Linked DNA regions of Homo sapiens: region 1 is linked to region 2. Evidence: read pairs that join two places in POLR2A ChIA-PET (ENCODE). Cell type or tissue: MCF 10A. All regions are shown on one strand.

The links. Peaks named below come from ENCODE experiments on the same cell type or tissue, not always from the same donor. Only the 100,000 strongest peaks of a DNase experiment are listed, where the experiment ranks them.
Region 1: POLR2A ChIA-PET joins it to region 2 with 8 read pairs; 5 of 35 experiments call an interaction of 5 or more read pairs at or near these places.

What each region holds. Positions count from the first base shown.
Region 1 is chr6:110,172,722-110,176,721 of GRCh38, reverse strand. The region is part of intron 2 of WASF1 (WASP family member 1); the gene reads left to right. Among named protein-coding and RNA genes, the nearest start is that of WASF1, 4.9 kb to the left of the region's middle. In MCF 10A, no CTCF peak of the experiment used is centred here; no DNase peak of the experiment used is centred here.
Region 2 is chr6:110,096,494-110,100,493 of GRCh38, reverse strand. WASF1 (WASP family member 1) reads left to right here. Exons shown (of 11, transcript NM_003931.3): 11 at 1-675. Among named protein-coding and RNA genes, the nearest start is that of WASF1, 81 kb to the left of the region's middle. In MCF 10A, no CTCF peak of the experiment used is centred here; DNase peaks (open chromatin) are centred at 1,753 and 3,473.

The DNA of each region.
Region 1 (4,000 bases), 76 kb before region 2:
CTGACCTGCAGCTTATTGTCATAAATCCAAAGTTGTTAGTATAGTGTTTAACAAATAGCAGGGGCTCAATTTTCTTTGTTGAACAAATAAAATGAATGGGTAAAGAATATCCATTGAATTAATATATTTAGTGAAACATTTTTAAAGATTTATCAAACATTATAATTAATGAAATGTATAACTTTATCTCAGGAGAAAAGAGAAAAATGAATTTCAAGGTTCTTTGAACTCCATTTACCTGCTCAGATATAATTCCATTACCTGTACACTTTTGAACTGGCACTAGATACTTAATAATGTATATGTTAGTAGTCTTTGATTTATGAAATATTAACAATTTTCTTCTTATAGCTCACTTTATGAAGATGTATGTTAACATATTTTTTGTTTTTCCTACACTAGATAGAAGTGTGTTTGATTCTTTGTGACTTACGTTTTCTAGTGAAATAGTAATAAAAAAGATATATGTAAATTAAATCCTATGCTGAATGCTTGAGTACCTAGTTGTTAAAAATAAATGACCCCTGAAGTGGAACTTTTTATAAAATTAAGAATCTTGTGTTTTAAGTTTATCACATTCAGCTTATAATTTTGAGTCTTTGTGAATTGGTAGTTCTAACTTACTACACAATTGATTACATTTTACAACTTGTAAAATGGTTTGGAACTTGAGTCTTATTTTCTCAGAAACAGTATACTTAGTGGTTAGAGTCACAGACAGCCCACTAAAGCCTATTTAAATAATAAAATACCTGAATTATAGGATTATGTTAATACTAAAGAAATTATAAAATTATGTTAATAATTAGCATAAGTATATTAAAATACCTATAATAATTTGTATGACAGTCTTTCTATGGGAAAAATAAGTTTCAGATGTACCCTGAAATGCTAGGATCTGTAACTCTTGTGTTAGACATGACAACATTATTAGGAACTTGTTCTCTTTCACCCAGTGGACTTGAAGAGGAGGCTGTTTCTCAGTTCAGTGAGTGGCATAGGCTTACATTATCTGGGACAAGAAGTTAGGGCATGACAAAAATTAGAAGGAAATGCAGTCTTCTGCGTGACTTTACTTCTCAAGATGTTTGATTATAAAATGAAAAGGTAGAAGTAGATGACTTCGGAGATCTGTTTTAGCTACAAATAAAATTCTAAGATACTTCGAAGCTTGGTGTAACCCCCTTTTTTTCCTGAGAGTTCATTTTCCCTAAAGTTACCGCTTACGTCCCTCTTATGAGGACATTTCTTCTTTCTGGACCTACCTCTGAAAAAGAAAGTAGTCTTGATCCTTTCACACGTGCCTGTTCTCAGAAGCAAGATTTTTTAGTCTCTTAAAGGCGTTATTTTTGTGATGGGTTTTTTGTTTGTTTTAATTTTTAAAAATAAACTCCCAGCACTGTCAAGAAACAGGATTTTTCTTTTGGATTGTTTCCTTTGTTTCCTTATTTTGAGCTATTGGTAAAGTCAGGGTAGATTTTATTCATACTTTGAAGAAAGATCATATCCAGTCAGTCTCCATAGAATTTTTTTAAGGAAAAAATTTTGGAATGAGGTCATGAAGTGGGAGTATGAAGATATAAAGATGGATTATTGCCCCATAAAATACGGGGCATCTTGTATTTGTAGCAGCCTTACCTGGGGTGCTATGGAGCTTTGGTATGGATGTGATGGAGCTGAAGGCAGATTGAGAAAGTGAATCTGTGAACTCCTTGAGGACAGTTTTGTTGTAAGCGTTTGGTTGTTTTGTTTTGCTTTGCTTCATTTTTGTGTTCCCAGTGCCTGTTTTTGGTTTAAGCTAAATGGATTTTGAGTGTATGCAATTACTACAGAATAAAAGAGAAGTCATTCTGTTCCATGTGGAAAGATCAGGGTGCTGTGAGGGAAGAGGTCATGAAACAGCTATTTTTGTCATATGCATTGGAGTATTTAATAATTATTTGGAGATCAGTGATATTCAAAAATAATGTGTAACATGGTCCAAAAGGAAAAGAAGTGACATTGCTTGCTTGCTAGATGTACAAGATTCTGTATAGATGCTGTCACATTTATTATTTATCTTGTTTAATTGCTATCATAGCCCTATAAGGATTTAATTGAAGAAAAAGGTTAACTGAATTGAACAAGTTGTTTGTTCTGCCTAGCGGAAGCCCAGATTGTTTCAGAACTGCTTTATCTCCCCTTTTACTGATAAGTTTCTGTTGGAGCAGTCATTTTAATAACTTGATAATAACAATTCTGCCTGCCTGCTACTGTCCCCTCATTTGTAATTGGTTCATTTAGTGGGTCCCCCTTGTTAAACCAGTGATTCATAGTTCATAATCAGCACATAATTATTGAGGGCCAAGTAGGTGCTAAAAAGGACAGGTCTCTATTCTCTTGGAGTTAACAGTATAGTAAAAAACAGGTGTTGAACAAATACATTTGTACTTAGAAATTTTGGTGAATGCTGTAAAGGAAAAGAAGAGGGAACTGGATTTACACTGGGAGTCAGGGGAGGCTTCTTAGAGGCAAGATTAGTGGAAGTTAGCTAGGTGGAAAAGGAAGAGAATTCAAAGAACAGGTGAAACAGTTAAAGCTTAGTGTAAGAGGGATTGTGACTTGATATGAGGTTGCAGAGGTAAACAGAAGCCAGACTATGCAGAGGGCCTACGTGAGGTTTGGTTTAACGAGGTTAAGGATTTTAAGTCTATTGGGGAAGGCCATGAAGAGTTTTAATCGGGTTAATTACTGGATCAGATCTGTCTTTTGTAAAGATCACTTTGGCTTGGAAGGGGCCAGAGATACCAATCACAATTCTGTTCATTTCTGTGGTTTATTGGCCTGGTTTTAGACACTTTTTTACTAAGCCAAGTCACTCAGAACTTTTCCTGGGTCCTCCATGCCCAGAGGTTGAATAATTTGTTTTCTCTTCAGTTGCTGAAGCTGTGAGATACAAAACTCTGGAACTGTTAATGGCCTTGTTTCTTGCCCTGTGGGCTAGATAAGCCAGGGCTTCTAGAACAAAGAGTGCAAAGAAGCAGATGCACAGAGTCCTGACTGTATTTGAGTTCCTTTGTCCATGGTCCTGAGATTGGGTTCCAGAGACATCCTAGTTACCTTTGTCATAAGTCCTCCTTTTTGCGTAAACTGTTAGAATTGTATTTGTGGTACTTGTCAACCAGCAAACTGAGTCCTCTCATAGATCAAGTAATTTGCTCAAGGTCACATGGCTAATAGAAATGGAGGTGGAATTTGAGCACAGATATGTGTGATTTCAAAGTCCCATTTTTTTCCTACTCCCTTATGCTGCAAAGGTACCATTTCTTAAACTAAAGGTCCTAAAGAAATTCTAAGTAGGTGGGTTTTGGGTGTGATGACATCTGTTGGATGATGATGACAGCAAAGTTTTTTTGTTTTTTTGTTTTTTTAATTTGGTGTGCTTGATAGTAGTTAGTCCAGCATGTAGCCATTCTTTATTCCTAACCTAGCCAGGTCTACTCCAATAAAGTTACATTGACTAACTTATTTGAAAAGAAGAAAAGCTTATGTGTCAGGGCATGGAATAACTTGTTTGATTCCTTTACCAAAAAAGTCAAGTGTGTTATGTTTTCACCTTATGCTACAAAAGTAAGTTTGTTTTCTAGTTGTTTTAATAGGGACATCTTGCTAAATTTGTTAAATTTGCTAAATTTTTATAACATGCATGTGCTACAGGTTATGCCAGAGAATTGTGAAAGGGTTAAACGAAAAGGGAGGAACAGTGAAGCATTTTATATTTTAGTCGAGGATGAAGACTAGCACTCACTTCTTAAAATTATTTTTATAGATTTAGAGGGTACACGTACAGTTTAGTTACATGGATATATTGCATAGTGGCAAAGCCTGGCTTTTTAGTATAGTGTACATTGTACCCATTAAGTAATTTCTCACCCCTCACCCACCATCTATCCTTCCACTCTTCAGAGTCTCCATTATCTATTATTCCACTCTTTATGTCCATGTATACAAATTATTTAGC
Region 2 (4,000 bases):
CTGAATGCAAATGTCCTTTGTGGTGCTTGTTCCTTGAAAATGTTTGGTCATTCTAGTGTTTTGCTTTCTTTTCCTTATAATAAATGACCCTTTTCCTCCATAACTTTTGATTTCTAAGGAAAATATTAGCATACATTTCAAACTAAATGTTTTACAGTGGCTTATCTTTTTTTTCCCCCTGAAAAGACTAATTTGGTCAAATAAACCACTAAGTATTAAGCATGGACAGCTGTTGTTAGAGTAGCAGATTCAGTTTTTTGATATATCTTAATTGTGTACTTTGTGAATTTTAATTTAAAGAAAGCAACTGAAATTGAAATCTTGAGGGCAGCTGTGTCTACTAATGAGCCTTATTCCATTTCCTGATGTTTTAAAAGAAGAAACACTGCCTTGATTATACGAATACACTCAGAAAGTACATTTAGCTTGTAGTGTTGAATTCTCTTAAAGGAATGCTTGAATTTTTTCATTATTGTTTTATTGTTTTTATATACTTGCCTTATTTGAATGTTTAGCAGTATCCCCTTCCCACTTATATATTGTGTGATATGATTTTGCTTGCCTATAGGAGTTAAAAACTTTTCCATGTGAAATACTCTGACTTAAACATACATGTAACTTACATAACTGTTAAGAATAACAGTCTGATTTAATAAATGGTTCATTTTAAAAGTTCATCAGTGTTGCTCTTTGAATAAAATGATTTATCATAATTTATCAAATACTGTATGGTAGGCTTTAAATAGTGAATGAAAATTTGAAAAACACTTAGGCTACATAATTTCCTCTTAATTGCACAGCTTCATATTGTCTACTGTGTAAGGTAGCTTTTATGTCATTTTCCCCCTAAGTTCATAAACTCTGTATTTCTCAACTGCTTGTGGTTTTAAATTAAAACCTCAACTTGTCATCTAATTTCAGCATACCTTAATTTCAGTTTAACAGTGTTCTTGAAATTATGTTTTGCAGCCAGGCATGGTGGCTCATGCCTGTAATCCTAACACTTTGGGAGGCTGAGGCTGGTGGATCACTTGAGCCTGGGAGTTTGAGACCAGCCCAGGCAACATGGCGAGAACCCCGTCTCTACAAAAAAAATACAAAAATTAGCCGGGCGTGGTGGGGTGTGCCTTTAGTCCCAGCTACTTGGGAGGCTGGGGTGGGAGGATCACTTGAGCCTGGGGAGGTTGAGGCTGCAGTGAGCTGAGATCATGCCACTGCATTCCAGCCTGGGCAGAGTGAGACCCTGTCTGGAAAAAAAAAAAAAAAGAAAAAGAAAAATTCTATTTTGCAATGATAAAATGAGTTAATGTTTGCACAGCTTAGATTTAGGGGTGGAGGGGAAGCACCATTAATAGCAGATTACTTCATCTGAAGAAACGACTCCATGAAGTTTGGGTAAGTTGATTGTAAAAGTGACTGTGGTCTTCAGCCTTGCCTATATCTACTCCTTTTGCAGTACAATTTCCAGTTCTTCCATCGAGAGGTGAGTTCTGTTCCATGTCCTTGAATCTGGGTGTCCCTGAAACTTGCTTTGGCTAATAATAGCATGTAGCAAAAGTGACATTGTGCCAGTTCTAAGCCTGGGTCTCAAGAAACCTTGCAAGCTTTAGCTTTCTCTCCCTCCATCTCCCTACCTCCCTCTCTCAAACCTGTCTCTGCCATGAGAATAATCCCAAGCTAGCCTGGCTGAAGATCAGAAACCTCATGGGGGAGAGGTATCTCACGTGAGACCGTCATAGACCAGCCAAGCCCAAACTCGCTTGCTGATGGTAGACAGATAAGCAAGCCTGGACAAGGTTCGCCTAGACTAGTCCAGCCCAGCCCAGTCCACTGATTCAAAATTCGTGAGCAAAAATAAATGCTTATTGTCTTACACCTAAGTTTTGAGCTGCCAGCATTATTGTGGCAATAGATAGTTGATATGTGAGGTCACTTAGTAACTTGATAATTTGGAGGAGGCTATTTAGGCAGATAACTAATGACCTGTAATCTTTATAGAATAGGAATAATGAACCAAGTTCTATTGTGGCAATTCAGTTTGGACATAAAAAAATTTTTCTGATAGCTTTAATAAAAGATTTGATTTGCTCTTTTGGGTAGCTTAGAAAGAACAAGAGATTAGAGAGCCATTTGAGGTTCCTTTCCAACCTCATGATAATGTATATTGTCAAATGTAACTCAAGAAAATATGTCACAGTTTAAAGTCTAAGTGTTCTTATGGTCAAAAGGAGGCAACTAGTATATATATTTTATAAAACTCAAATATATATATATATATTTGGGGCCAGATAACCAAAACATAATAGTACTGGTTTTGAAGCAGCTAAGGATGTTACAAAAGGAAATTGGTGAAGATTTCTTAATAATAGAAGTAGACATGTTAATCAGTAAAGCCCTGCAGTGTATATGCTCAGTAGCCTATGATAGACTTTTTTTGTTTTTCAGAATATTTTTGGAAGATGAAAAAGTGCCTGCAGACTAAATAAGCCAGATATGTAGTGTCCATTTTAAAATCAAAATAAATCTTTTAATCCAGATATTTAGCTTAACTTGCTTAGGGAATTTTGGAACAGAACATTCAGTGGCCAATTTTCATACCCTAAGAAGAATGAAAGTTACTGGGTAACAATTCAACCTTCTTGTTGAATTGATTTACTACTCATCAGGGTCATGCACAAGCATAGAATCAGAAAAAAAAAAATGCATTGTATACCACGGGGGAAACAATTGGCTTCACTTGTTTTGGTCGACATCACCCATTTACCTCTATATTATCAAATCCAGTGAATGCTTTTTAATCCTTAATTCACATATTCTGTGTTTATTCTACCTCCTCGAAGCTTTCAGTCTGTTGCCTTTGTTATGCTGATCCTTCTCCTTCTCCTCCTTCTCCTTCCCAGGAGAATGAGACAGGAGGAGAGGGAAATAACCTAGCAGCAGTGGTGTTTGGGATAAAATGCAATCATTATGGAGGAAAGGGAGTTTTTCTGTATCATTTCCTAATGAAGGATAGTCATAAGCTTCAGATTTATAAGACATTTTAAACCATCACCACTGCTTTTCATGACTTATAATCAATCTGGGCAGATGAGATGACTTCCAAATCATTTTCATGTTGTAAATATTTACTGAAAGATAATAATAATGTTCATTTAGGTTGTGTTCTATAAATCATGAAACGTCTTCCTCTATTTCCACTTTTAGAAAGCTCTGCCCCTTAACAACCATCTCACATCTGTATTTTCATGAAGTCTTCTCTAATTACAACTGGAGCTCATATTCCTTTTGAATTTCTTCTTTGTTTTTTTTAGATAGAGTCTCACTCTGAGCTGGAGTGACAGTAGGTCAGAGTCTCGCTCAGGCTGGAGTGCAGTGGCATGATCTTGGCTCACTGCAGGCTCCGCCTCCTGGGTTCAAGTTCCTTTTGAATTCCTGTAATTCTTTTATTATAAGCTTTTTTCAAGTGATACTCATACCATTTTGCATCACAGTTATTTCCTATTTGAGCTTGCCAAATAGATTTCTTGCCCAATAGCAAGGGTGTTGTCTTAAATACGCAGCTCACAATATCTCTTCACATAAACAGGTTCAGAAATACATTCTTTTTTGTTTGGTCCACTAGGCCTCTTAAAATTATTTCTTCCTAGGCACTGCTCCTGTTTAAAATTTCTTTCTCCACTAATCTCAGTAACATAGTTGATTTAAAACTAATCCTGATTTCATCAAAACTTTGTATGTGTGATTTTAATAAATGAAAAGTATGGGAATGATTCTTCTAACCAAAATGTGAAACTTATTAGTGTTTCTGAAGTCATTTCTTAAGACAGCAAAATTGATCATGTGTTTTAATTTCATGGGAATTCTCATGAATTACTTTCAAAACACAGCTTTAAGTTTGTCCTTAGCAAACATAACACTGCTGTTTATTTTTTCATTTTCACTCCACTATATATATCTTGACCCCAGCTTTTTTTTAAAACCACTTTTCCAAACTGAAGCA